Regions from separate parts of the Mus musculus genome. Here all the other regions are linked to region 2. A link is a loop called in an ENCODE intact Hi-C map of the cell type or tissue named here. Cell type or tissue: heart. All regions are shown on one strand. Region 1 holds the start of C2cd2 (C2 calcium-dependent domain containing 2). Region 2 holds the start of B230307C23Rik (RIKEN cDNA B230307C23 gene). Region 3 holds the start of A630089N07Rik (RIKEN cDNA A630089N07 gene). Region 4 overlaps Prdm15 (PR domain containing 15).

Region 1 (5,000 bases), 75 kb after region 2:
GCAAGGATTGTAGCAGTAAGACTGGGAAATCTACCCAGCCACAAAACCTTTGACTTACAATCTGTCCTGCCTATAAGATGTGCTGGGGTAATGGTGGCACAGAACTTGTGGGACTGGGAAGAGTGGAAGGAGGGGAAACTGCTGACAGGATATAATATATGAGAGAATAGAAGCAAAAAAAAAAAAAATACTGTCTTAAGAGAGCAAGGCTGAAAGTGGAGTAGGATACCTTATGTCCTTCTCCAGCCTTTGCTGCTTGTACATGGGTGCATGCACTTGAAACACACATGGACATGTATACTTACAAACACACATACAAACAAGAGAGAGCGAGAGGGAGAGGGAGGAGAGGGAGGAGAGGGGGAGGGGGAGGGGAGGGAGAGAGAGAGAGAGAGAGAGAGAGAGAGAGAGAGAGATTAAACTCAACAAATGGCCACAGCCAAATGTGACTGAGAATTAGACCCATAAAACCCATTGAAGTGAGAGTAGATACCCCTCACAGGAGAACTGTAGTCTGCTCCCCAGGTCAAAGATGGGTGTGGGGAAAGAAACAGGAGCTGATGGGAAGCAAGGAATATCACAACGGGGAATCAAACACCTGACAAGCCCAGGACCAATGGGTCTTCCACTAGAAGCAGAAACTAGAGGGGCCTGATCTCTTCATGAACTTAGGAGGTGTTTCTGCTCTGGTTGCAAGCATGTTTTGACCACTTGCATTGTCCCATAAGCCAGGGTCATTCTTTATTTCCTCTTAGTTTGCTTCTAGAAGCAAATATTGACACTCTCCATGTCTACATGTCAACAATCTCTTTGTAGACACATATAGAAATATGACACATTCCAGATGAGGGATGGTGGTTAATTTGAAGTTTGTTACAATCCAGTTGGGTAAGCAGCCCCTGAGACATGTCCGTGGAAGAATGAGACTGGTTGTACCAGTCACACAGGATAGATGAGCTCCTTGTCACCACCCACATAGTAGCAGCCAACATACACATAGGAACACAGGTGGATTTGGACACAGGTAGATGTGGTCTAGTCTCCCAGGTGTCTGGTAAGACCTACATCATCCAACTGAATAGATCTAGCTTTAGGTTAGAAAATAAACAGCCTTTTCTTTCAATGAGAACAGATTTTCTTTGTTTCTGCTAAAATACCAGATATAAAGAGGGAAAGGGGAGTAAGTCTGAGCCTCCAGCCAGTGTACTATGCCTGCTAGGTAGGGTTCATCATCCTATGGTAACTTGAAAGACATGGTTAGGGTTGTTTTGTTGTTGTTTACTTTTTTTTTTTTGCTTGTTTGTTTGTTCTTTTGCTTGTTTTTGTTTTTTCAAGACAGGGTTAGGGTTAGGGAGTTTTTAATCCCATATCCTAGCTAGGAGAGGTTCAAGTTCAATCCTAGCAACCTTGAACTGATTCCATTTTGTTTCCACAAAGTCCCTCTGTCCAACTGCCACCCCACGTTTCTCCTCAAAGATAAATGTGGTAGGGACACTGATTCTAGGCTTATATCTCCCCTGATGTAGCCAGTCTTTTGCTCCAACATACTAGGAGAAGGCTGAATGTTAGGTCCACCTAGCCTAACTTGAAGTCCAGTTCCACTGATGCAGCTGCAGAAAACACAGCTGAACCATGTTTCTGACAACTTTCTGAAACTTCTCAAGATGAGCATGCAGAAAGCTGTCACAAATGCACAAAACACAAAAAACGGGTACTGTGCACATACAAATCTCACCACCACATACAACATACCAAATTCCCCTCCCACCATACCACACATGTATACTTACACACACACACACACACACACACACACTCCAAAGTCGATGATCCATGCACATCCTGAACTATGGCCTAGGTTTGACAAGCACCTCCCTGGATCTTGAAATAGGACAGGCATCATCCCCATATTGCAGCGACCATCAGCCTACTTTAGGGTGACAGCTACAGGCTGCTGTGGCTAGCCTTGCAAAATCCTAGTCTTGGCAGTGGGGAAATTCTTGGAATTCTCGCTTTATCTGGGCATCCCACCCACGCGCCAGCGCACAGTTCCCAGCCAAGGCGCGCCAAGCGAGGCACCCCGACACCTTCTCACCCACCACTCAAGGTAGTGGCAGGAGAGGACTTGCGCCCTTAACGCCGCCGTGAGGGCCCTCGGGGCCTTTAAGGAGGCGGAGCTGTAAAAAGAGACTCCGCTCCTGCTCCGCCCCCAGGCCCGGCCTCCTGCGGTTACTACGGGCCGCGGGCGGGACAACCCGGGCGGCAAGCTGGGAAGAAGAGCCTTTGCCTTGCACTTCCCAACCGCGCGTGGGGAGCAGCTTCCTCTGTCCCGCGTTTGGCTCCCAGGCGCGCAGCGCTCAATTTGGTTCGCTTACCGGTCCTCGCCGCCCTCCCCGCTGCCTTGGCCTCCCAGGCCCCGGACCCTGTGCCCCTGCGTACCGGCGGATGTCCTGAGTCGCCACCCGCCAGCTCCGCGCGCCCTGCGGCCACGGCTGCTGGGGGAAGTCGGGGCGCGCTCGCCGGGTATGCGCCGTCAGCATGGGCTCGTGGCTCAGCGAGGTGCAGTGGCTCTTCCTGGTGTCGCTCTTCGTCGCGGCCCTGGGCACCGTGGGCCTGTACTTGGCGCAGTGGGCGCTGGCCAAGGCGCGACCCCCGCCCCGGCGGCGGGCGGAGCCGGATGAGCTAAGGCGCCGGGAGTCGGACACACTCCTTTCCTGGATACTGACACGGGATAGCTGGGGGAACCAGTGGCAGGCGGCTTGGGTGACCGCCCTGAACTATGAGGCCGAAAAGAGAGGGGTGAGTTCCTAGGAGGGCGTGGTGTTTGAAGGTGAGAGGGGCATCAGAAAGAGCCCTGTTCCTGGGAGGCCGCCACAGTCCCTGACTCGCCACCCAGAGCCTACCGAGGAAAGGCGTTCTTTGAAGTTAGAACTAGGGAGAGTGAAGCACCTGAGGTGGGGAGTTAACAAAGTGACTGACTGTTTCACACAGCAAACGTCTTAAGCTCCGTGAGGCTTTCTGTGGGAGAACCACCCAGCCGGTCCCTAGAGGATTCCGAGTGGACACCTACTGGTTTTGAACCCGATAAATGGATAACTGTGATCCAAATGTGCTTTCATTTAGAATCTTGTTCTCTGCCTAAAGCTTCTAAATTCTAAAAGGCTTGCATTTCTGAGCACATAGAATAGTGACCATTTATTGAGATCTCGCTGCTTCTCAGCTATAGCCCTGGGGACTGTAAATGCTTATGTCACTTCCAGATTAGCATGTCATCATCATCATCCATCTGAGGAAACTGAGGCCTGGAAGGTTAAAGTAGTCTTTGGTGTCAGAGCCAAGATGAGAACCCAAATGTGCTGACCTCACACCTTGGGCTTATTACCCTGCTCTATGTCTCATACTCCTGTGGTTGTTTCTTTCATTGTTAATTGCTTGCAGAATTATTTTTACTTTTAAGAGATGTTAGTGTAAGGACAAGTTCCTGGCGTCTACAATTTGGAGGCATTCCACAGGGGAATTAGGTTGGTGGGACAGAGCTGGCACCTGTCAGCGCTGCAGCTGTCCCTCAACTTCAGGTACACAGGCCTCTGTACCTGCTATACAGCCCAGCGGAGAAGCCCCACACTGCCAGCCTTGAACACAGTGAATATCATAATGTTCAGTCATTGTCACACTGAACCTATCCACTTTCAGAATATTCCACTAGGCCCTGAGCCTGATCTTTGTGCCATGGTCTTGGCACATGTAGCCACTGAGTGAAAAAACAAACAAACAAACCCAAACACCCAAACAAACAAAAAAGAAAAAAGCTTTAAGTATGAGTTAGCACAAATCCAACAGTACAAGAGACTTTGCTCTGGACTCTTGGAAAAAGACTTTTTTGGATGCAAAGACTACAAGGTCAGTTGACATCTGTCTTGACACCTAGAATAGGTGCGCAGTCATCAGAGCTGGACCTCTACCCAGGGTCAGTACTCAAGCCATGTGTCCTCATATATAGGAGTAAACATGACCCCACCATGAAGCTGCTGTCACTGACTGTCATTTGATCTGGTGTTAGAAGCCTGGCTTCAGTACAGAGAACACAGTGTTGCCTGAGCTGATGCCAGTCTCTCTCTCTCTCTCTTTCAGTAGGGTGATAGCAAGTGTGCTGGTTAATGATCTGTAGGAAGTAGACACTGGTGGCCTAGAGTCAGTGCCCCTTCTGTGAATTTTGGATGTTTTATTTCCTGCCATTTCTTGGTTGACTTCCTAAGATAGGATCACTCTAGACACGCTCCCAGGGCTTCTTGTGCCTGGAGGGTTGACTAGATAGAAGAGGAAGCCCCTTCCTTAACACTGGTCTCGGTTGGGCAAGTGAATTCCCATGGAATTAGTGGCAGGTGAAATCCTCTTATCTGTCACTCTGGCCTTTGTGGTTAGGGGTGGCATGGGGTTGGGGTTGGCTGAAAAGACACTGGCTTGTTTGCATGGTCATGTCTGTTTTCTGCTCTTTGACAAATTCAGACATTTATCTCTAGAGAGCTCCTGTTTGAAAGTGCCAGTACCATATTGGGTTTAAACTCAAAGTAACTTTACAGGGGGCACTTTGCACAGAAATTGGTATTGGCTATCTATTCCTTAGTACAGTTTTGTTCTAGTTGACTGACTGATGCCTGATACCCGAGAATGCTGCCTGATTGTATTCAAATGAAGGGTTTTGCATGTAGATAGGAACTCAGTCACTTACCTCTCTACCAGTGTCTTAGGATGTGGCTGTTGTTACAGTAGTGACACGTGGGGAACAGATGCAGGCATTTATACTAGTGAGAGCCTGACACCAGCCACCACACCTGCTGGAGTTTCTCCCTGCCCTCCTCCCACTTCAAATGCCACTAATCCCTGATTAGGCTGACATTCCCAGACTGCTCTAGGCACAGACAGCAACAGCCTAGAGGTCCCTTGCCTGACTCTGTCCTGAAATCTCTTTGCCCCAGCCAGGTAGGGAACTAATACTTGGG
Region 2 (5,000 bases):
GGATTGCTTGGCCAACCCCTTTACCCTGGTGGCTGCCACAATCACAATGGCATGGCTTGGGGTCTCCCTCACAGCTCTCTGATGAACTGCATCTGAGGAGAACATGGAACGGAACGAACCTGTAAGCTACCTCCCACTGCTGCTCCTCCTGATTGCTAGGCTGCCCAGAGAACAGAAGAGGCTCTCCTACTGGAGGATTAGAGATTAAATCACTCAGACAGCACAGGTCTTCCCAGCTCTGCCCTTCCATCCACCCTATGAGCAGACAGAGCCCTAGTATGGTAAATTTGAATTTTATTGGAATCTTCTACTCTCCCAGATGTGGATAACCCTTGGTACTGCTTCTAGGAATAAGGCAAACATTTGACACTGGGCTAGGACAAGGAAGTAAGTTTAATAATAATAATAATACAGCTGAGCAATGTGTTCCTACATCTTGTCATAAGTTGATCATCTTGATAAGACCCTGAATACAGTGAGCAAGGGAACTTCCTTTACACCTTTTTTCTTCCTGGATGACGATATTTATGCTTTAAAACTGACGCTATTCTTCTATGTGCCCAGGCAGTCAAGGCGGGTCAGGGTCTGTTGGCAGATTTCCCAGCCTAATGAGACATGGAACTATAAGAGGAGGTACTCCTGAGGTTCAAGGGAGGTACCTTTGGATAAGAACAGATATTCTGTGTATATTTCAGGAAATTGTTTCTGTTAGCTTGTAGCTTTGCATTCTACAGTACTGTGTGGGTATAAAAAGACTATGAAAAATAAACTCAAGGCTCTCGCTGCTGCTGCTGCAGTATTAACCAGCAGTCCTCCCAAATCTAACTATTGGCTTTGCATCTTCTTTCTGCCTTTCCTATCTTTAATCCTTGCTCCCTGCATCAGAGACTGACTCATGCTGGGGGTGGGGAGGTGAGGGGCCAGTACAAAAAAAGAAACTAGATTCAAGGATCTCTTTCTCCTCCATCCTTGTTTCTGTCCTATCTGGTGTTAGGGGGTGAAAGAGGAGGGGGTTGGAGTTGGGGGGGGGGAGGGGATTAAGTGTGTGTTAAAAGAAGAAACCATAAAGTAGTAAAGACCAGCTACACTGGTTAATACTAAAGAGGAGCCAGACGAGGATGGATTTTGCATTCCACATATGCTGCCACCCTTAAGTCTCTTTTAGATTCAGGTTCCAGGTTAAGTTCTGAACAATTTAAATATAGACTGGAGACTGCAAGTCTAGCCACTTAGACAGATGGGAAATTTACACAGCAAATATAACCCCGGGATCATTTCTTAAGTACACCAGTGCCCTAACACAGCAGGTTAGTGAGAGTGTCCTGAGTGGAAGGCTCCAGATGATGAAAAACACTGGAAAAGGAAAAGGTAGAAAGTAAAAAAGCTGGGGTGGGGAGGACTTACACAAGCTATGGCTCATGCTAAGTAAGCTTCTAAAGAATACCATCTTGTACACGATTGACATGAGGGAAAGGAAGGAGATGGGAGACATCTATGAAGTCAGGAGAAAGATGAAGAAACTATGAAGTCAGCAGAAGCATCATACAATGGGACACACTCAGGAGAAGTCTAATCAAATAGTTGCTGCACAAGGGGAAACTCAGTGTATCTGAAAAAATTTCTGACCAAGTCTCTCATGGCCTTGGGACTGATAACCACAACCCCGTACGGTGGGAAGAGTTGTGCTCTCAGAATCTGAAGCAACCCCTCCCAAAGGCCCTGGCCCCAGACTATTACCAGCTCTCCCAAGCATATTCCAGGTCTTAGAGAAGAAGCTCTGTTTTATCTCTATACCCAGAGCCTCAGGGAAAGCTCCCAAGGCCTAGGCCCCAAGCTGTGACTGGCTCTGCCAAGCATGTTCCTGGGTTTCATGAGGAGCTATGTCATTCTCCATATATGGAAACCTCAGGGAAAGTGTAACTTAGCACTCAATACAACAGTGTTTTGTTTTGTTTTCTTTTTTACCTTCTCACATGGTTGTCACTAGGCATCATCTCACCCATGTGGCAGAACTATGCTTTTCTCAAGAAGAAAACTGAACCTTTATGCCACACCAGGCCTTACTGTAGATTGTGATCCTGTAAGGCCCCATAGACCAGCCTGTTAGAGGCCTGCTCTTTGATATGAAGATGAACCTAGTGGATGGTAGTAAATCAAGTTTGTTTCCTTTGTTATGGTTTGGTGCCCAATTTCTGGACAATCCGGGTGAATTAACTTGTGTATCCTAGCAACCTAATCTCTAACAGCCCTAGTTAGCACATTACCTATCTGTGGGATGTTTTACATGCAGTCCACCCTCAGATAAATTCTACTTGGAGTGCCTTACTATCTCCTAAGCTTTAGTAAATCCTTTAGATCATTAATCCTGCACTTTTACATCACAGCTTGATATTGGATTGCTACCCAGCACATGAGATGTCTTTTACAACCTCCACAAAATTAACTCCAATGGATTGTCCACCTTAATGGCAAATGGTAAGAACAGAACTTGCAGAAACTAGTACTCTCTGAGTTTGGGATCATGCCAAAGATCTTTCTACACACAGGCCAAATGCTCTGCACAGATGCAGCCCCCACAGTGAAGTTATTCAGAGGCTACAGCTGGGTCCCCCAAGTGGCTAGGACCTCACACGTGGCCGCCGATTCCCATTCAGTCCTGTGAAAGCCCCACCACACCAGCTCGCGCTGCTGAGACCCCTGCTTCTCCCCATTGTTGGCAGTGACCCTGTGCTTACCATGTCGCAACTTCGGAGCTTGCCTGTGCACAATCCACAGCATCCAACCGCAGGAAACGGAGCACGGCACACAGAACCATTCAAGCACTCAACCAGGAAGCGAAACCGACACCACCGCACCCGGAAAACCCGCCTTCTCTTCTGACACGCAGGTCTGCCTGGAGGCTCTGATTGGCCAGTAAGTCTTGAGTGAGTCGAGCACCTCCCTTAGAGTTAGAGTGTGCTGAAGCCACACAGTGTAGAAGTTCTCAGACCAAGCTTCAAATCCAGGGACGACCTTTTCCAGATCTACAGGGATTTTCATTTCTGTAATACTTGTGCCGGTCCTCCAATAGCCTACCCTTCTGTCTCCCCGCACAGCCCCAGGGAGGAACCACCACTGCACCTATCACTGCTCAGCCGCTTGCTCCTCCCCTATGTGAACAGTTGACCCCGTGCTCAGCAAGTCCTTGACTTTTCAGCCTGAGCTTTCCTCACTCAGTAGACTGTTTGCCTTCCTCCTGGAATCAAGGTAGTTAGCTTGCATAGCTCAACTTGCAGTGGAGTTATCAATCTGTCCTACAAGCGGAAGGGTGCCCAGGATATTAACGATTAAAAAGAGATTTGGGGAAACAATAGTTTTGTTGCGGTTGGGATTCAGACCCGGGACCAGCTTCTGATCTGCATATATTTAACACACCAAAGCTGGCTGGGTGGAGCCATCCAGCAGCCGCGGGAGAACTGAGTTTACCTGAAAGGGGTGCTGGAAATGAAAAGATGGGGGTGGGGGGTACGCGAGAGAAGAATGAAGTCAAGACAAAGATTCTGATCAAGACTCAAAGTTTAATAATAGGCTTTACGTTTATAAAGGGAAAAACCACAAAACCCATCCCCTTCTTTAGCTGGAATATGTTGTAGAACAAGGTCAGCACAGGCAGCCAAAACAGCTAAGTTCCCATGGGAACCTGCAACTGCAGCCAAGACACATGTCTCTATCCAGCTTGATAAGGCCTGTCAAGATGAATGTTCAAGGTCTGCTTAGCCTGCTCAAGGCTGGGAAGGTTACAGCTGAACCTCCAGGTTCTCCCAGCTCTCCTCAGTCTCCACCTGTTACATAGCAAAGTTGGCAGACCCCACCTTGTACCCTGAGCTTTCCTGTCTCCAGAAGATCTTCCTATATAATCCTGACAGTTTGTACTCTTTGTCTCTCTGTTTCATTCTCTCTCTCTCTCTCTCTCTCTCTCTCTCTCTCTGCCTCCTCCTTCCTCCTTCTCCTGCCCTTCCCCCTCCTCCCTCCACTTCCCTCTCCATCTCCCTCCCCCCTGCATGCCTTGCTAGCTCCTTCTCCCCACCTCTGCTCCTTATACTCCCATCCCATAACTTCTCTGACCTCCTTGGGACTAGTGAACTCTCTGGTTCCTTGGGATCACTGAATCCACTAGAGAGCTACCCCCAAATAAACCCCCAAATACTCTAATTTCACTTGGGTTGAGTCCTTCATGCTGGGCTTAGGTAAACTGCAGCTACTTTTCAGCTGGTAAGTATGTGAACCCTGGAAGGCAAACAGGAACCAGATAACAAACCCAGTGGAGCACTATGGTTAGCCAACACATCTTCCTCACTGGGAAGCTAAACATTCATACACAGAGGCTTCTGCAAGGCCTCCCCACCCCAGCTTTTGTAACTTTCTGCCTTCTACTTTTCATGTCTTTTTCATCCTCTGGGACTTTGTACTTAGGAACCTGTCACTGATGTTGTTTCAGGACACTGGTGTACTTAAGAAGTAATTCTGGGACTATATTTGCTGTGTGTCTGTCTAATTGGTTAGACATGCAGTCTCCAGTCCATATTTAAATTGTTCAAAAATTAACCTGGGACCTGAACCTAAAAGGGGCTTAAGGGTGACAGCATAGGTGGAAATTAAAATCTATTCCCAGCTGGATCTTCTTTGAGCATTAGCCAGAGCTAAATACATGCTGCCATTAAAGAGATTTCTCTCAATTAATCTTTTGTGTGTGCAGTGATAAAATCTTATATAGTTATAGACTCCCTTCTGTATGAGTTCTTTTAGGACTTCAAAGACTACTGAGATATGCAAAGGCTTTAACAGATTGATTACACACTAAAGGTTTTACTCTTGTATGAAGATCCCAGGAAGCACAAAACTTTACCACACTGTCTGTGCTTATGGAGTTTCTCTGCAGTTTGACTTTTTCTCATGATTTGTAAGACTACTGCTACATGCAAAGGCTTTACCACATTGTTTACATTTATATATTGTCTCTC
Region 3 (5,000 bases), 85 kb before region 2:
ATATGCTTTTCCTGTTGTTATTGAACATACATAACTACCACTAAGTATAAGCACATCCCTTTGGAGCAGATCTCTGCAGATCCACGAAGATGTACTATCTTGTAGTGATGCTATATAGACTAATGGATGACATAATACTTAATGAGGATCCTATAAGAATTCCTAAAATTGTATCTGTGATCATTAAGCTTTTTTATAATGGGACTGCTATTAGGCCCTTTCCTGATAGTCAAAGCTGCAATGAGAACTCTCCCAGTCTCTCAAGTTTCACCAGTTAACAACTCTTAGCTAGTAACCAGACTTTCTTCTATTCAGAGCACATTCTAAGAGGTTGTAAAACAATTAACCAAAGGCCATAAAAGGGAACTAACAATTTATTATAGGTGCTAGGACAGAAGATAAAATATTGACTGGATTTATCTATACAAAACTTCACTTATAACTTAGTTATGGTTTTAAGCCTTCTGTGAACCCGTGGAGCTGAGACAAGTGATGGATGTTTAGCTTGATAATCACTCCTAATGGATATTCATGTAAACATCCTCTGTTGTAACATTCTATTTCAATTTATGATTTGATTTTCTGGTGAACTTTTGATGAAAATTTTAACATGTGGTCATGTATTATGAATGATGTTTAAGGGCTGAGGACAAAGAGAAGAGACAAAACTGGGGGCTGGGGGTGAGAGGAATGGAGGTGAGAGAACTGAGCTGAGGAGATGATTTTTGAAGGAGAATGCAGAGTGGAGTAGCTTGGAAATTATAGGTAACATAAACTACTAAGAGAGCAATGTGTAGAATGCAGAGGGAAAGAAGAAAAAAGTAGATGATGCTGAGAGCAGAAGGAGCAAGCAGGCTTCTCCTTACCGTGGGACAGAGCAGATCCCATGGTAAGGACAAGGCAGGTTTAGTCTTATTAAAAGAAACAAAGATTTTTTCTTACAAACATGGGTTTAATTCATTTAGCATTAAGAAGGTAGAAGCCTTTTCTTTCTCTATGTAATACAGATTGGAGTGCATTTAGTTTTCATCTAGAATGTGTGAGTTCTTTCTGCAACCATGCTGGGTCTTATGCTCCATATGCATATGTAAATATGGATGTGTGTGTAATTATGTAATTGTGAGAATGTCTGCATGTGTGTGTGTAAGTATGTAATTGTGAGAATGCATGAAAGCTGGGCCCATCTGGCTTCTAATGAAAATGAATAAGTGAGCATGAATGAAGCTGAATATGAATTTATGTGAGATTATGCATATTTGCTTATGTAAAAGTTTTTTCTTTCTGCGAGTGTTATTTACTTCTCCTGGCTCAGTAGAAGTTTATAGCTCCAAACATCCTCCTATCCCGAAAGCAAGTGGCATCTGGAGAACAGGGGAAAGGGTCTAGCAATTAATTCTTTACTTAATCTGCTGTTTTAGGATGAGGTGCTGAGTGCCAGAAACTGCAGTTTCTGACCTGAGAGGATCACAGAACGCAGGTCAGGTACAACAGCATAGTAACTTAGACTTAGATAAGTAAACTTTTTATTATACAGCAACCCTAAATTTTTGTTAAGACAAAGCCTTACCCTCCGCCTATGCTCTTACCTCTCCGTTGCCTCAAGAAGAACCGAAAAGAAAGAAGAAATACCTCACGCTGGGGCTGCACCACGGCACAAATGCATCAAAATTAATTACACTATGAACATAACAAACCAGAAATTAATAAGCCTATTCATATCTATAAACTATTGTTACCCCAAATCTCCCTCTAATAGTTAATATCCTGGGCACCTTTCCGCTTGTGGGACAGTTTGCTAACTCCCCTGCAAGTTGAGTAATGGGCTATGCAAGCTACCTACCTTAATTCCAGGAGGGAGAAGTCAAACAGCCTAGTGAGTTAGGGAAGCTGGGGCTGAAGTCAGGACCTGGTGAGCACAGGGTCACTGCCCACATAGGGGAGGAGCAAGCCACTGAGTAGTGGCAGATCTCCGGCTGCCTTCCTGATGGGGCCTCCCTGGGGCTGTGCAGGGAGACAGAAGAGTAGGCTATTGGAGGACCCGCACCAGTACTATGGAAATGCAAATCCCTGTAGATCTGGAAAAGGTCAGGCATTGGACTTGAAGAATCTTCAATTGGGCTGAGAATCTCTACGCAATGTACCTTTAAGGGAGGTGCTCGAGTCACTCAAGACTTATTGGCCAATCAGATCCTTTAGGCTGACTTGCCAGTCAGAAGGGAAGGCGGGTTTTTCCGGATGCCTTGGCGCGAATTTCACTTAGTTGCTGAGCAGACTTGAATGAGCCTGTGTGCTGTGCTCCTTGTCCTGCCGCTGGATGCTGTGGATTGTGCTCAGGCAAGCTCCGAAGGTGCGACATCGTGAGCACAGGGTCACTGCCCACATAGGGGAGGAGCAAGCGGCTGAGCAGTGGCAGGTCTCCGCCAGCCTTCCTGGTGGGGTCTCCCTGGCGCTGTGCGGGGGGGACAGATTGGTAGGCTATTGGAGGATAGGCACAAGTACTACAGAAATGCAAATTCCTGTAGATCTGGAAGAGGTTGGGTCCTGGCCTTGAAGCTTGGACTGAGAACCTACACTGTGTACCTTCAGCTAACTCTTAACTCTAACGGAGGTGCTCCAGACTTACTGGCCAGTCAGAGCCTTTAGGCGGACCTGCCAGTCAGAAGAGAAGGCGGGCTTTCCGGTTGCCGTGGTGCGGGTTTCACTTAGTAGCTGAGCCAGCTTGAATGGGCCTGTGTGCTGTGCTCCTTGTCCTGCCGCTGGATGCTGTGGATTGTGCTCAGGCAAGCTCCGAAGTTGCGCCATGGTGAGCACAGGGTCACTGCCAACAATGGGGAGAAGCAGGGGTCTCAGCAGCGCGAGCTGGTGTGGTGGGGCTTTCACAGGACTGAATGGGAATCGGCGGCCACGTGTGAGGTCCCCTGAGGTCCTAGCCACTCGCGGGACCCAGCCGTAGCCTCTGAATAACTTCACTGTGGGGGCTGCATTTGGCCTGTGTGTAGAACGATCTTTGGCATGATCCCAAACTCAGAGAGTCCTAGTTTCTGCAAGTTCTGTTCTTAGCATTTGACATTAAGGTGGACAGTCCATTTGGAGTTAATTTTGTGGAGGTTGTAAAAGACATCTCATGTGCTGGGTAGCAATCCAATATCAAGCTGTGATGTAAAAGTGCAGGATTGATGATGTAAAGGATTTACTAAAGCTTAGGAGATAGTAAGGCACTCCAAGTAGAATTTATCTGAGGGTGGACTCCATGTAAAACATCTCACAGATAAGTAATGTGCTAACCAGGGCAATTAGAGTTTAGGTTGCTAGGATACACATGCTTGTTCACAAGGATTGCCCAGAAATATGGCTCCAAGCCATAATAAAGAAAACAAACTTGATTTACAAGCAGCCACTAGGCCCATCTCCATATGAAAGAGCAGGCCTCTAACCAGCTGCTCAATGGGGCATTACAGGATCACAATCTACAGTAAGGCCTAGTGTGCCATAAAGGTTCAGTTTTCTGCTTGAAAAAAGCATACTTATGCCACATGGGCGAGATGACACTTAGTGACAACCATGTGAAAAGGGTAAAAAGAAAAGAAAAGAAAACACTGTTGCATTATTGAGTGCTGGCGTGATCAAACTGTAATTTCCCTGAGGTTCCCCTGTCTGGAGCATGATATAGCTCCTTCTAAAACCCAGGAACATGCTTGGCAGAGCCAGTCACAGCCTGGGGCCTACTCACCTGGCTCCTTGGCAGCTTACCCTGAGGCCCTGGGTATAGAGATAAAACCAGGGCCTTTTCTAAAACCAGGAATATGCTTGGGAGAGGTTGAATCAGATTCTGAGAACAAGACTTCCTACCCTATGGGGCTGTGGTTATCATTCCCAAGGCCATGAGAGATTTGGTCAGAAATGTTTTTGAGAAACACTGAGTTGCCCTTGTGCAGCACTGTTTAATTAGACTTCTCCTGAGTGTGTCCGATTGTATGATGCTTCTGCTGACTTCATAGTTTCTTCATCTTTCTCCTGACTTCATAGATGTCTCCCATCTCCTTCCTTTTCACTCATGTCAATCGTGTACAAGATGGTATTCTTTAGAAGCTTGCTTAGCATGAGCCATAGCTTGTGTAAGACCTCCCCACCCCAGCTTTTTTACTTTCTACCTTTTCCTTTTCCAGTTTTTTCATCATCTGGAACCTTCCACTCAGGACACTGTCACTAACCTGCTGTGTTAGGGCACTGTGTATTTAAGAAATGATCCTGGGAATATGCTTGCTGTGTAGATTTCCCATGTGTCTTAGTGGCTAGAATTGCAGCCTCCAGTCTGTATTTAAGTTGTTCAAAACTTAACCTCAACCTGAACCTAAAAGAGACTAAAGGGTGTCAGCATATGTGGAATGAAAAATCCATTCTAGTCTGGCTCCTCTTTTAGCCTTAATCAGTGTAGCTGGTCTTTGCTACTTCATGGTTACTTCTTTTCCCCTACCCTTAACCCCTTCCCCAACAGCACCCAAGCTCCACCTCCCCCCTCCCCCCCCCCCCCCCCCGCGTCTCCCCCACACACCCCTTCGTCACTCCCTAACACCAGATAGGAGAGTAACAAGGATGGAGGAGAAAGAGATTTTTGAATCTACTTTCTTTCCTTGTACTGGACCCCCCAGCATGAGTCAGACAGTCTCTGATACCGAAGGCAAGGATTAAATATAGAAAAGGCAGAAAGAAGATGTAAAGACGAGAGTTAGATTTGGGAGGACTGCTGGTTAATACTGCTGCAGCAGCAGCCAGCAGCAACCAGAGCCTTGAGTTTATTTTTAGTAGTGTTTTTATACCCCACAGTATCATTCAAAGCAAAGCCACAAGCTTACAGAAACAATTTCCTGAAATATACACAGAATATCTGTTTTTATCCAAAGGTACCTCCCTTGAACCTCAGGAGTACCCCCTCTTATCGTCCTATGCCTCATCAGGCTGGGAAATCTGCCAACAGACCCAGACCCTCCTTGACTGCCTGG
Region 4 (5,000 bases), 150 kb after region 2:
GGAAGAAGGTTGCTGGGTGTGCAGGGGTTGTTGGCACACTCTGCACTGACCTGAGCCATCTATCTAGGAAGGGTAGTTTAGTAGGAGACAGGTGCTGTGAGGAAATCTAGCCTCTAGTGGAAATCTAGTGGAAAGCAGAGTGGGCTAGTGCACAGAGGGCTGGGTGGGAACATAGTTGGGATCCCAGGCTGGGAAAGGCCAGTGAATCAGGGTGGAGAGCTTTGAACAGGACTGGCACAGGAACTGTGTCCTTAGAGTTGAGTCTGTGGGTGCTTTGGGGAGCCAGAGCACACACAAATACAGGCCAGTAGACTCCACTCAAAATAGAAGGAAACACCGAGATGATCCAGCACACGGCTGCTATCCTAGAGGCACCAGCTGGCCCACTGTCCAGGCATCCTTTGAGAGTCTGTGGGCATGAATGGGACCTGAGAGACTCTCGCTTAGAGTCTCCTAGGGCGGGTCTTCCTTCACCCAGGGCAGGAAACTACATTCATCCATTTATCCCCTGGCTTGGTCCACAGGTATAGGGAGGGACATGGAGTCACTGTGGGTGCCCACCCTCCAGCAGCTTGAAGCCCTGACTAACTGGCAGTTTTGTCTCCTAATTCAGAAGGGTAGGCATGAAGCTCTGTTGTTCCCAGCCTTCTGCTCCATCTCCTCACCCATGTGGCTCTGTTCTGATCTCCCAGGAAAAGAGCTATACGCCCTGTGTACTTCTTGAACCAGCTTCTTTGGGTACTGGATGACAATTCAGTGAAGGCCATCACAGCTCACCCTGAAGAAATGAGTGCAGCCTGTGGTCCTGTGAAATCATGTCTGATTCAATGAATAGACATACTTGTGTTGCGAGAAGTTACAACAGGGGCGTCAGGAGAGCAATTGCAGGCAGCAGTGTGTAATGGACGGTTTAGGATCTCCAGGGAAGGAGGCAGGAGGGTACGGAGAAGAGGCGGGGTCAGCTTGCTGATGCTTAAAGGGAAGCTGGTTCCTGTGAGTTGGAAGTAACTGGGGCCATCCTGTCATGAGGCTTACATTTTCATAACTGCATTTACAAGAGTGACATGAGGATCTATTTTAAGAGGTCAGTGGAATTTTCATTTGCTGCTCTTAAACCTGGCCCGATCAGAGAAGCTGGTACTGGGAATGGAGAATGGTGAAATACTTTTATGGAGATATTCGCAGCGAGCGTGCTGTGCCTGGTACCAGGCATCAAGTGTTCTTCAGGGGTTGGTCTAGACTTAGGGAGAGGCAAGTGCTGCACCAAGATCTGGCTTGGAGGTGACTTTCAACTATGTGCCATATTTGGGGAGTGGGGAGTGTCAAGGAGACACTGCATGCAGGCAGGGTACAGATGGCATAGTGTGTGCAATGAGGGAAGCAAAGCATGAGATTGATCATTGAAGAAAAACATCAGAGGGGAGGGAGGGACCTGAGATAATGATGGAGGGGGATGTAGGCTACAAAGAGGGTGTTCTATAGAACTGTTTGCTGGAGCTAAGGTTGGTTCTCCTATTAGCCCTAGAAGCAGTTCCTGTATATCAGATATTTACATTATGATCTGTAACAGTAGCAAATTACAGTTATGAAGTAGTAATGAAATAATTTTGTAGGTGGGGGTTACCACAACATGATGAACGCCACAGCATTCGGAAGGTAGAAACCACTGTCACAGAAAGTAAGGAAGCCAGCAGTTTTCTGAGGACTTTTAAGGTTACACAGGTGACCTTTAGGCAAAGGTCAAAGTTTCAGTGTGTGAGCTCTGAGTGTCCATAAGATGCTGCCAGAGAGATGCAATCACAAGGGTTTCCAGGGGAAAGTGGGAAGGTCTGTTTTTGGTGTGTGGCAGTCATGATGAACTAAGAGAACTTGTAAGGAGAGTGCTGTTGGAGAGGCCTTATTAAAAGTAGGTGGGTATTTGACAGATGGAGGGAAGGTTTTTAGTTTACTCTGTTTGCTGGTGAAATGACAGAATTCCCCAGACTAGGTAATTTATAAAGAGCGAGAACATTTGGAGACTGTTCCCAGCAGGGTTAGAGAGCACCAGGAACCCCATAGGCTGGGCCATGGAGCCTACCTTTTAAATATGGTCCATCTTGCAGTATCAGGTGGGAGAGCATCACTAATGAGGAAGTTTGGGGAGGGGAAGACCATGGCTGTTTAGGCCTCTGAGAGAGAGGATAACATCTTGTGACTCAGTCACCTTTCAAGGCCACTCACTCACCTCCTGATACCATCATAGTGACAACTACATCACAGCCAGAATTTTGAGACCACATGTACCTCTTAGCAGTGCTGGGAGAAGAAACAGCAGTACGCGACATGGAGGCTGGGAAGGGTACCCAAATAAATTCTTAGGAATCCTGTACCAGTGGATGCCCTGCTGGCGTCTTTCATCTTTTTTCATCCTCTGTCACGTGGGATGGGGGCAGGCACTGGGTCTGGTGGGATCTGATGAGCCTTGTTGATGAACTTGTGTAAACTTAATCTGGGTTGCCTGAAGACCCCACTTCCCTCTACCAAGATATGTCTTGGGCCTCCACTCACGGTTCGGAGGGTTGAGGAAGTGCCAGAATCACAGGAAACTTTGGGCAAATGACAAGGCTTGAGGGACAGTACTGAAGCCAAGTGTGTCCTGAGCGTTGCCATGGGTGTGCGGGGGTGATATGATTGGACTGGAGAGAAGGGAGCATGCCTACTGTGTTAAGAGTCTGCCTTTGATTATTCTGCTGTTTGAAATATGAGTGCTAGGACTACAGATGTTTGCACAGCCAACCCATCCAACTAAGAGGCTGCCTTTGAGAAGCATATTCCCTGTGTCTAGTTCTCTATGTGGGCTTTTGGCATTTTCTAAGTTTGAGGAACACGTGTTAATTAGTGATGGCAAGTTTGACTTTTATTGTGATGAATCACAGTGCTGCTTAGCTTAGTGCCGTGTGTTAGGCAAGGTGCTTCTAGAACTCTGCCCTTACTGGCTGTCAAATTTCTGCCATCATAACCGGTTGAGCTAGGATCTTCAAGTTGAAGGACACACTACCTCAGTTTCATTTTTATGCACTACACTGAACATCTTTCTTTCGCCCAGAAACTCCTCTGCAAGAGCCAGAAGTGAACATTGGAAACACAGCCTCACCACAGATGAGCTAAGAAGTCAGAAAGGATGGAGAAGTTAGTAAAGAAAAAAGACTCAACCTCAGTTGAGGGCTCCAAGTTGCCAGAATGGCAGGCCCAGCCCTAAGACGTCAGATAATAGGGGCTAAACTACACCTTCTGGAGGTTTTCTGGAGGTAGCAGTTGAACACAAGTGCCTTGCTGACTGGAAGGAAATCAGACATGGTGGTTTGGTGCTGGAAGCTGTAGGCTACAAGGGTTCCACTTGCAGCATCTAGAATTCTGAATGAAAGTGCCATGCTCTGGCAGCTTGCTGTGCCTCAAGGTTCAAATAAGCACACTCAGACCATAAGCAGGCTTTGCAGGGAACCTGCAGAGGAGGGACCCAGGAAGCAGAGTAGGAGCACAGACAATAGTAATTCACTTGAGAAGAGTGGTGGTGGGAAGGGATGGAACAGGCAGGCATTGGAGAAGGAAATCAGTGAAATGGAACATGGGGCCCACCTCATTGCCCTGCCAAACAGCTAGGCAAAGCTATAGAGACAGTGGGAATGTGCAGCCTCCTCTTCTCCCCCAGCAGAATCTCCACATATGCATGCCCACAGCAAACTACACACACTCAAAAAAGAAAATCAAATGGAGGAGGAGCAGTGTCTGATCACAGGCCATGTCTTATAGGTGGTAAAGTAAGGTCAGGTGAGGGCTTTAACCCCATCTGCAGGAGCTGATGCAGGAGTGGAGCTGGTGAGCAGAAGGCTTAGCAAAGCACCCTGTGCCCTGACCCTGGGCCTGGATGTCTATGGGGTAAGCATAGGACTTTCTAAAGAGCAGTAGTTGAGCTTGGCCACTGTGGTCACAGCAGAAGGCCACTGTTCCCTATCTATTGTATTTGAAGACAGACAGTCTGGCCTTCTCACTTCCGTTTGCATGGACTATTTCTCCTGTAGAGGGTCAGGTGAGTGAAACTGTGCTCGACGTGTGACTGTGGAGCTGTGTGGGGCCTGCTGTGCACCTGCCCTGCTGGCAGCTGCTCTTTGGTGCTCACTTGGGCAGGGGAAGAAGAGTCTGAACCTTAAAGTTGGGCGAAGAGGTAAATGAGTGGACCCAAAAGAAGGAAGTGAACCCAGGCTGAGAGCAAAGCTGTGCTGAATCTAGACGGTTGGCAGGCACACTGTGCTGGTTAGTATTAGCTGCCAGCCTGACTATCTAGAATACCTGGGAGAATGGCATCTGGGCCAACCCGTAGAGGCTTATCCTGATTGCACTTACTGATGTGAGCAGATCCATCTTGACTATGGGCAGGGCCGTTCCCTGAGCAGGGATCCTGGACAGTGTAAACTGGAGGAAGGCGGCTGAGCATTGGAAAGTCTTTATCACTTCTACATCCTATCCAGTTCGAGGTGTGGCTTCAGGCTGCCTTGACTTCCGGCCAAGATTGACTGTCCTTGAACTGTGAGCTAGAATAAATCCTGTCTTCCTTAAGTTGCTTTTGTTATAATATTTTATAACTAGCAGCAGGAAAAGACACTAAAACAGACAGGGAGCCCAGACAGGACCATTTATTAAAGAGTGTGGGAAAGTTTTGTTCTCCACAGGAAATGAGCTTAGGAAGCCCAGGGCCAAATATGGGAGCCAGAGCTTAGGTGACTAAGGGTTGGTTGTGCTGCTCTTCTGGCACGGATGGCATGCTGGAGCCATTTTGCATCTGCATCTAGGTAAACACTTACCCACAGAAACGGGCAGGAAGCAGGAAAGGAGGACAAGGTGGTGGGACTACAAATAGGAAGACTGTAGCAGACCAGAAAGGCCTTAAACTCGAGGAAACCAAGGCCCAGGAAAGGATAATAACCAGCCCCAGGGTCAGCAGGGACACGCAGGCTGGTCTCTGG

The links. A loop is a pair of places that touch in the nucleus more often than their neighbours do. Peaks named below come from ENCODE experiments on the same cell type or tissue, not always from the same donor. Only the 100,000 strongest peaks of a DNase experiment are listed, where the experiment ranks them.
Region 1: a loop joins it to region 2, with 2.5 times the contacts of the local background. A loop is called at or near these places in 2 of 42 quality-filtered maps.
Region 3: a loop joins it to region 2, with 3 times the contacts of the local background. A loop is called at or near these places in 6 of 42 quality-filtered maps.
Region 4: it touches region 2 in a loop (2.1-fold over the local background); 5 of 42 quality-filtered maps call a loop at or near these places.

What each region holds. Positions count from the first base shown.
Region 1 is chr16:97,919,854-97,924,853 of GRCm38, reverse strand. C2cd2 (C2 calcium-dependent domain containing 2) reads left to right here and starts at 2,221. Exons shown (of 14, transcript NM_174847.2): 1 at 2,221-2,799. The coding sequence starts at 2,539. In heart, a CTCF peak has its summit at 2,187; DNase peaks (open chromatin) are centred at 2,223 and 4,043; H3K4me3 peaks cover 1,905 bases; H3K27ac peaks cover 1,437 bases.
Region 2 is chr16:97,995,172-98,000,171 of GRCm38, reverse strand. B230307C23Rik (RIKEN cDNA B230307C23 gene) reads right to left here and starts at 2,836. Exons shown (of 4, transcript NM_001362093.2): 1 at 2,736-2,836. The coding sequence starts at 2,738. C030010L15Rik (a long non-coding RNA gene) reads left to right here. Exons shown (of 5, transcript XR_001781957.2): 3 at 2,385-2,475; 4 at 2,721-3,246. In heart, no CTCF peak of the experiment used is centred here; DNase peaks (open chromatin) are centred at 2,911 and 3,681; H3K4me3 peaks cover 2,246 bases; H3K27ac peaks cover 2,092 bases.
Region 3 is chr16:98,079,693-98,084,692 of GRCm38, reverse strand. It overlaps A630089N07Rik (RIKEN cDNA A630089N07 gene), which reads left to right and starts at 2,254. Exons shown (of 5, transcript NR_015491.1): 1 at 2,254-2,347. In heart, no CTCF peak of the experiment used is centred here; DNase peaks (open chromatin) are centred at 2,172 and 2,662; H3K4me3 peaks cover 2,287 bases; H3K27ac peaks cover 1,475 bases.
Region 4 is chr16:97,844,889-97,849,888 of GRCm38, reverse strand. The region is part of intron 1 of Prdm15 (PR domain containing 15); the gene reads left to right. Among named protein-coding and RNA genes, the nearest start is that of Prdm15, 3.8 kb to the left of the region's middle. In heart, no CTCF peak of the experiment used is centred here; no DNase peak of the experiment used is centred here; H3K27ac peaks cover 1,399 bases.